Linked DNA regions of Homo sapiens: region 2 is linked to region 1. A link is a contact called in ENCODE Hi-C or POLR2A ChIA-PET data. All regions are on one chromosome and are shown on one strand. The core of a region is the stretch at or near the end of the contact, and the rest is flanking DNA. Distances in the headings are between cores, read along the strand shown.

Region 1 (4,372 bases), core at 495-2,994:
GGCACACGCTTGTAATCCCAGCTACTCGGGAGGCTGAGGCAGGAGAATCGCTTGAACCCGGGAGGCAGAGGTTTCAGTGAGCCGAGATCACTCCTGGGCAACAACAGCAAAACTCCATCATCCAAAAAAAAAAAAGGCCCTCACAGCCCATCTCTATTTTCCCATGGTGTCCAGGCTGGACAAGCTCAGCAAAACTTTCTCCCTAAGGTTAATGCTGGACTGTTCAGATGCCTGGAGTATATGGTTTCAGAGAGCAGTCCTAGGGCAGGGTGAAATAAGGCTGGCCATCTATCTTCCTGGGGTAGAAAAGGAGGCATATATTCAGTTAAGGATCCTCTGGCAACCTGCACTTTCTGTCACAAAGTCGTAAAAGTGAAGTTTGACCACCTAAAAAAGTTTTAAATACTACAGCGGGAAAAACACAACAACAGCTACAAGTATCAGTATTTGCTCCTTCCAAGCATTTTCCATTACAATGGTATTTAACCTCCCAATAAGCGTATGAGATGGAAACTATTATCACCATTGTATAGATGAGGAGATCTAGGCATAAAGGCTAACTAGCTTGCCAAGGGCACTCGGCTATTAAGCAATGGAGCTGGGAGGAGCTAGGAACCCGGTTCTAACCACTGTAATACCCGTCCACGGTGGAAGAAAGACTGGGCCCAGCGCCCAAGGCAAATGTAATTTATCAACGGCAGAAAGCAAAGTGTGGGTCACCCAAAGTGAGTCTAGTAGGGCGTTGGCGCGGGTGGGAGGGGGAACGGAGTGGGAAAAGGAGGGATGTGGGAACTAGCTCCACGCTGACAAAACTAGATGCCTGCTATCTCTCTGGAGCTGTAAGCTTCAGTTTACAGGGGAAAGGTTGGGGGAGAGAGGGGCGAAAGGGACTCCCGCCAGTTTCAGCGGAATTCAGATGACAGTTTACCAGCCAAGCTGGGGGGAGACTTTACTTTCTTCGAGTTAGGCTGCCTCAGGGCTCGGGCAGCCAGCTGGAATTGCCAGCTTCCTAGAAGAGCCAGGTTCTGGGCCACACCCAGGTCTACCAGGAGGCCTACTCCCCTGGAACAAGTCACTCATTCATTCTCGAATACATCCAGTAACTGCTCCGTGTGCTCCTACTCAGAGTCGGGCACGGAGGTGGGCGCTGTGAAAGCCCCGCAAAGGTGACAGATTCGCTTCTTAGCCTGTAAAAAGCCTAGGGCCAGAGAAGCAGATCTTCCCTATGTTCTGGAACTGCGCCAAAGTGACACGTGTACATCCCGGGAAGAACCTTGGGCTGGACGCGGCCTCCTAGGGGACTTAGTCCCACCACCCCGCTTCTTTTTAAAGAAAAGGAAACTGATGCTTTTAGAGAAGAGGAAAGTAAGTGGCCCACGTAGGGGCCAGCGCCCGGCGAAGGTGGGCGCCTGGGCCTCGCGGGACGATACTGACCAGCTCCTTCACCGGGACCTCATTCAGGTCGCTGAGGCTCAGGTCCAGTTCGTTGCCGTCCAGCTTGTCGCGGAGGTTCCCGCCCTTGCTACCGGCCTTGGTCATGGTAACGCCGGCTGAGCGGGCCCCGGCTCCGGGGTTCCGGCGGGTGAAAGGAGCTGAAATGTCGCTTGTCAGTTCAGCGGCCCCCCACCCAAACGACGACGCCTGAGCCCTCCGTCGCCGCCGATGCGAGACCGCCTCCGCCCGCTGGCCGCACTCCGAGCCTCGCGCCTAGCTCCCACCGGTGCCGCGACGACGACCACTTCCGTGTCCACGTCACCTTCCGCGACCACTGAGATGGGCTGGGCCAGAGCGGCCCGAGCGTGTGCGGGCACGCCCCCTGGTGCCCAGGGTGATGCACTGCACGTCGCCGCCGCCGGAGGGGTGGGGTTGGAGGCTGCGAGCTCGGTTCACGTTCACCCGTGGCCCGCGGGCATTATTGCTGGCAGTGCCACGAGGCGAAAGGGCACGGACTGGGCGCCAGAAGACTGGGTTGACATCCAATACTGACCTCATCAGATCACCCCAATCCCCCTGATTAGGAGCAGAAGCTGGGTGTCCTCTAAAACTGCTCCCTGTCCTCTACTTAACCCCCGAATAACCATCATGGGGAAAACTCTTCTTCCTGAATTTCTCCTCTCTCCTCCCCACTCACTGCCTCAGTGCTTGTCTCTGTCCTTCCATCCACTTTCACCCAGCTCCCCGGTGATCTTTCTAAAAATCTGGCCAAGTCTCTCCCCTACGTAAAACCCTTCAAACTTGCAGCTACCTCTAGGATACGGACCACTTTCCTTTGGAAGCTGGGTCCTGCCTGCTTTCGCAGCTTCCTCACACGCTCCAGTCCCTGCCTGGCCTAGATGCTGTGTAGATTTCCAGGAGGTGGCTCCCACGTCTGGCCCTCCCCAGCGATGGCCCTCCCTCCCCCCCACTCACCTCTGTCTAGCTAATTCCTTAGTCCTTCAGGAAATCTCCCCTGAACACCGTGAATGCCAGACTGAGTTAGCGCCCCCCCCAACCAACTTAGGTCCCTGTTTGCTACTTTATCATCAGAGACAGTAGAGCTTGATGGCCAAGTGGGACCTCTGGCACTAATACCTATCCACTGGGTATTCATCCTGGCTCTGCCACTTGCTACTTATAAAACCGTAGACAATCACCAGGCTTCAGTCTTATCTATGAATCAATCTATGAGACATGTAGCTAACAGAGGTTGGGGAGAACTGAAGGAGTAAAACACACCAAGAGCTTACAGCAGTCACTGGCACTTAGTAAGTACCCAATAAATATTAGCTACAATTCATGATCCACCTTGTATTATACTCATCTTTATGTGTCTGTCCTTCATTCTGGACTGTGAGGACAGGGATTTTTGTCTTAATCATCTTCGTATGCCCAGAGTTGGCATACCCTGATGCAGGGTAGCTACTCATTCAGATGTCTGTTGAATAAATGAATAGATGGATGGATGAATGAATGAATGAATGAAGGAAGGAAGCACTTTACCCACTCCAAACCTCAGTTTACTCATTTTGAAATAGGGATATTAAAGCTTATCTCAGAGGGGCCGAGCAGGATAGCTCACACCTGTAATCCCAATACTTGGGAGGCCAAGATGAGAGGATTATTTGAGGCTAGGAGTTCAAAACCAGTCTGGGCAACATAGCAAGACCCCATCTCTAAAAAAATAAAAAATAAAAAATCTTGTCTCAGAGGGAAACTATGAACACCAAATAAAGTAAGTGCAATTGTTACGGGGGGTGGGTGGCAGGGGTCCTTGTTCTTAGAACTCCCAAGATGGTGGCGGGCCACTTCCAAGATGGCGGCAAGCCTCTTGTTCTCTGACCTGGGTTTCTTGGCCTCACGCATTCCAAGGAATGGAATCTTGGGCCATGCAATGAGTGTTATAGCTCTATTCAGCTCAATTAGGACAAATCCAGGCACTTAGCCACGCAGGAACAATGGCAAGCCTTTAGCCTGATCCAGAGCAGCAATGGGCGCCTCACTGGATCGGGAGCCCAGCAGACACCCTGCCAGATCCAGAGGGGTGGAAGTCAGCAGCGGGTCTGCGACAGCAGCAAACAGCAGTAGTGGACGGTAAGGAAAAGCTCAGCTCAAGCCGTAACAAACACGGACCAGAAAAGTGTGCAGTTGCAAGATTTAATAGAGTGAAAACAGAGCTCCCATAAAATGGCAGGGGACCCAAAGGGGGTTGCTGTTGCCGGCTCGAATGCCTGGGTTTATATCCCGATCATTGTCCCTCCTCCTGTGCTCTCAGGCGATAGATGATTGGCTATTTCTTTACCTCCTGTTTTTGCTTAATTAGCATTTCAGTGAGCTCTCTTTACTACCTGATTGATCAGGTGCGAGCTAAGTTGCAAGCCCCATGTTTAAAGGTGGATGCGGTCACCTTCCCAGCTAGGCTTAGGGATTCTTAGTTGGCTTAGGAAATCCAGCTAGTCCTGTCTCTCAGTGCCCCCCTCAACAGGAAAACCCAAGTGCTGTTGGGGAGGTTGGCCGATGACCGCTCTAACTGCTTCCTGCTAAATTGGGGCATAGTAGGGGTTGTGCAGTTGAGATTTCCTCGGGAGGGTTGCTTTTGATGTCACCAACATCACAGCATGGGCTAGCAGACTGGTCCAGGGGTCCACGGTAGATCTTAGTCATGGACCGCATCTGGGGCTCCATTTAAAGAACCATTTGTAGTTTTACAGCTTCGATTCTGGAACAGACAAACTTAACAAGGAGGTTAAAGATACAGGGATTGAAATGTATGGCCTGTAGTGTAGGGGATTATTTCTTTGGCACACTTCACAGGCCCTGACTATCTACTTGATAGTTTTGAAAAGGCCTGTCTAGTAAATAATAATTTGGCCATCTGATGGGTGCTATCAATGCC
Region 2 (4,372 bases), core at 1,386-3,885, 7.9 Mb after region 1:
AATCTGAATCTCGCTTGATCGTCATGCTGACCCAGTGAGGTAAGTGATGGTATCCCCATCTCAGAGATGAGGAACCGGAAACTCAGCGAGGTTAAGTTTCACCTTCCTGAAAATCGGGCACCCCGTTTCTGTTCCCCAGAGGGAGCTCAATTCAAAGTCCCCAAAGAACAGGTCTTCTGTGAAGACCTGTTCTCCCCTCACAACCCCGTTGGAAAAAGCAGTGGGAGCGACCCAGGGCGGACCCTCTGGCCCAGGCTTGTGGGTTGGGGGGCAGAGGGGCCTAACTGGGTGGCCAGGTGGCCCGCAGAGTCTCTCCAGCAGCAGATGGCCTCCCCAGCCCTTTCCTTCAGAGCCTATTAAGCAGTCAAATGGGGGAGGGTTGGCCCCCAAGGCCAGGGACCCAGCAGCAGCAGCAGCTCACAGCACTGGAGCCGTTAAAAAGTGACTCAACCAGAAAGTGCGTTTGAAGTGACGCCCGCCAGGGCCCCAGAGCCCCAGAGCCCCAGAGCCAAACCTCAAAAAGACGAAGTGAGAGAGACAGGCCTGCGGGGGCTGGGCCGGGGGTGGAGACCCAGCCTGGAGCTGGCCTGGCCAAATAAGGGCAAATGCACTAGGGCGGGCCAATGGGGCAACAGCGGCTGGCTGCGTCATGGGGCTGCGGCTCTGGGGAGGGGGAGGTGAGAAGCCTGGGACAAAATGGGGGTGGGTGTCAGGGGTCCCGGCACCTCTTCGAGGGGTCCCAGGGTGGGTGAACACAGGAGGCATGGAAGCCCTCACCCCCAAGGAGCCTTTGTTACTAAGGTCAGTGGACCTGCAACCCCAGAGCCCCACCTGCAGGCTGGATGGGGTTCAAGGAAGAAAAAGGGAAACCTGGAGGACCCCCATGCCCCTGCCCCAGTTATGGGCCCTGGATCCCCATCTGCCATGGAGAACTGAAGGGAGGCCATAGGGACAGCAGCGTTGTGCAAGGGGAAAGGCTGAAGCACCAGTGCAGCTTCACCAGGCCACTGACTGTGGGCGAGAGATGTAATGGAAACTCAGTTTTCTCATCTGTGAAAGGGGAATAATATTGCCTCGTGGGATGGCACTGAGGGTCAAATGCAATAATAGAGGTGGCCCATTTTGAACCTGGAAATTGCCATAGGGATGTAATAGATGATTAGTGTAGAGGCACAAGGCCAAAGGCTGCTTCTTAGATTCTTGTTTCCAGGTGCTATAAACGATCCCTTTGCAAGGATATCATGTGGTTCTCAATTTTGGCCCCTGGTGTCTAGAACAAGGTAGGGGGAGGTGCCAAGGCCAGAGGGATTCCTGAATCTTAGTCCCTAAGCAAAAGCAGAAGAGACTGATGCCTGCCTGCCTCCAGCTGATTCCCCAGGGACATACCCCCCTTCATTTCTCCTGCATCTCCTCACCTTCCATGAATCCAGACCATGCCCCACCCCTCCTCCTGAGACCCCGCCCTCCATCTCCCGGCCTCTCTGGGGTGCAGGGCAGAGGAAGTGAGTCTACTCAGCTGACCAGAGAAAGTGCTGCAGCTGCCTGCACAGGGTGGGCCGACTGCTGTCTTGTTCAGTGCCTGTGATAACTCCCTTGCCTCAGGCCTCTCCAGCCCCTGCTGGGACCACTGGCCCAGGAGGAAGTCTGGGCTCTGGCTGCCACCTGCTTCCTCTCAGGAGTTCTTCTCCCTCCCAAGCATGGATTTGCATTTCCCCCTCTGCCTTCTGCTACTCAAGCCCCCAGGGATGAGGTGACAGTTAACCCCCCACTTCCTGCTAGTGGCCCCAGAGCGCTCACTTCCTTCCAGGTATTTTCCGGGATGGGGGAAGGGGTTGAAAGGGTGGTAGTTGCTGGGTTTGGAAAGGGGATGAGGGATCCATTTTGGAGAGAAACTGAGGTCCCCCTACCCTGCTGTCTGAAGCTGCTCCTTCCCTTCCCTCACGCTCACTCTGTAACACAAGAGCTCAGTTTGCAGGAAGAAGAGTGCATAGGCCGGAAGCAGCACACAGGGGCTTTCAAAATGGGCTAGGCCAGCTCTCTCTTAGAGGCCCAGGCCTCTATCCGCCATAGATAGACCCCCAAGGAAAGTTCCTTGGACTTCAAGTTCCCTATCGGGACAACATAATGTCTGCCCTCTACCCGGAAGGCAGAGGGTTGAGAATGGGGGAGTGCCAAGGCATAGAGGGGAAATGTTTTCCATCCTATTTCTCAGAGGATCTGGCATGCTGGTACCAGCAGCACAAGGCAGAGTGTTCTCTGCACTCAGTTCCCGCTTCCTGGGATCTTATGGCAGAGAAACACAGCATCTTTAGACAAGAGGTACTGAGCTAGGCAGTGTAGGACATACAAAGTAGCAGCGACCCGCTCCTGAAGTCAAGCTGACCAGTCTCTGGGGCTCAGTCCTCTCCTCTAAAAAGTGAGGGGCTGGCCTAAGTCATGACTCCCCCAGTCCTAATGTTCTGTGGTCTGCCTTCACTCCTCTGTAGACTCTGCATTTCACCTTCCCACTGGTGAAGGCCTCGAAACCCCAAGACTGAGGCAGGCAGCCATGTGCTCTTCTCCCCAGTCTAAACCTTATTGGTGCAACCTATAGCAATTTTTACCAAGTGTGGCTGTCTGTTCTCCTAGGTCAGACAAGACTGGAAGGGGGACAGCCACACATGAGCAACAGAAGTGACAGCTGACAGGTTGCTATGAATCCAAGAGGTAGAAAAAGAGTCAGTCCCGGAACCATTTCACCACATGATACAAAAATGGAGGTTTACAACAATGACTTTGAACCAAATCAGGTTAAATCACATTCAGAATCTTGTATCCAAATAGCAAGGAAGTATATAACACATTTTTAAAAATTTAAGCTAGGTGTAGTGGCACATGCCTGTAGTCCCAGCTACTTGTGAGGCTGAAGCGGGAGAATCTCTTGAGCCCAGGAATTCAAGGCCAGTCTAGGCAACATAGTGAGACCCTGTCTAAAAAAAAAGAACCACAGAAAAACAAACAAAAAAACAAAAAAAAAACCCAAACCAAACTTTATCTTATAAAAAACGAGAACATAAAGATTAAAATTTTAAAAAAACCTTGGCCAGGCACAGTGGCTCACGCATATAATCCTAGCCTTTTAGGAGGCTGAGGCCGAAGGAACACTTGAGGCCAGGAATTTGAAACCCTGTCTCTACAAAAAATACCAAAAATACCCCCAAAATGAGCTGGGTGGAGTGGTGCGCACCTGTATTGTTAGATACTCTAGGAGCTGAAGTGAGAGGATTGATTGAGCCCAGGAGCTGGAGGCTTCAGTGAGCTACAATCGTGCCACTGCGCTCCTGCCTGGGAAACAGAACAAGACCCTGTCTTTGGAAAAAAAAAAAAAAAAAAAAAGCCCTGGTGCTTGAAGGAAAATGTTTCTGTTTTGATTCAGTTTTGATGTATTTATGTATGATATATGTGGTGGAACACCTATTACCATTACCCAACAATGCTGGAAGGATGAAATTCTTGTCACACCTATCTAGAACTTACCTAGAGATAGGCAACCTTGGATAATGACAATTCCTTACATAGTTTACAACTCTCAAATTGCTTTTGCCTAAATTATTGTATTTGATTTTTTTTTTTTTTTTTTTGAGACAGGGTCTTGCTCTGTTGCCCAGGCTAGAGTGCAGTGGCACAACTGGGACTCACTGCACCCGTGACCTCCTGGGCTCAAGTGATCCTCCTGCCTCAGCCTCCCAAGTAGTTGGGACTACAGGCGTGTGCCACCACGCCCAGCTAATTTTAAAAAAATTTTTAGTAGAGACAGGGCATCGCCCTTTGCACAGGCTGATCTCAAACTTCTGAGCTCAAGCAATCCACCTGCCTCAGCCTCCCAAAATGCTGGGATTACAGGCGTGAGCCACCACACCCAGCCAAAGCAAACTTTTTATTTGAAGTATAACAGTGAACAAATCCTAAGTATATAACAATATATTTCCAGAAAGTGAACTGACCTACATAACTAGCATCAAGATCAAGATAAAAGGCCGGACGCAGTGGCTCATGCCTGTAGTCCCAGCAGTTTGGGAGGCCGAGGTGGGTGGATGGCTTGAGCCCAGGAGTTCGAGACCAGCCTGGGCAGCATGACAAAACCCCGTCTCTACCAAAATATAAAAATTAGCTGGATGTGGTGGTGGATGCCTGTAGACCCCGCTACTTGAGGCACTGAGGTGGGAGGATCAACTGAGCCCAGGAGGTTGAGGCTGCAGTGAGCCATGATCATGCCACTGCACTGCAGTCTGGGTGACAAAGTGAGACCCTGTCTCAAAAAAAAAAAAAAAAAGTGAAAGAAAATAAAAGAAAGAAAGAAAGGGAAGGAAGGGAGAAAGAAAAGAAAGAAAAA

What was found. A loop is a pair of places that touch in the nucleus more often than their neighbours do. ChIA-PET counts read pairs that join two places held with the same protein, here RNA polymerase II (POLR2A). Pooled maps may share reads with other maps.
Region 2: a pooled map shows a loop between it and region 1 (5-fold over the local background). The contact joins the enhancer-like site here to the promoter of LRRC59 in region 1. A Hi-C loop is called at or near these places in 1 of 50 pooled maps. POLR2A ChIA-PET finds 5 or more read pairs at or near these places in 2 of 52 experiments (H1 and activated CD4-positive, alpha-beta T cell).

What each region holds. Positions count from the first base shown.
Region 1 is chr17:50,395,779-50,400,150 of GRCh38, forward strand. LRRC59 (leucine rich repeat containing 59) reads right to left here and starts at 1,745. Exons shown (of 7, transcript NM_018509.4): 1 at 1,435-1,745. The coding sequence starts at 1,539. LRRC59-AS1 (LRRC59 antisense RNA 1) reads left to right here. Exons shown (of 2, transcript NR_199069.1): 2 at 1,438-2,779. RefSeq lists a silencer at 1,722-1,791.
Region 2 is chr17:58,337,641-58,342,012 of GRCh38, forward strand. It overlaps TSPOAP1-AS1 (TSPOAP1, SUPT4H1 and RNF43 antisense RNA 1), which reads left to right. Exons shown (of 5, transcript NR_038410.1): 3 at 1-39. Among named protein-coding and RNA genes, the nearest start is that of MIR4736, 3.8 kb to the left of the region's middle. RefSeq lists enhancers at 208-417, 388-682, 1,428-1,487, 1,618-1,727, 2,168-2,217 and a silencer at 648-942. Within about 2 kb of position 2,636, at least 4 of the 41 ENCODE cell types and tissues checked have a DNase peak (open chromatin) inside an H3K27ac peak, as active enhancers do.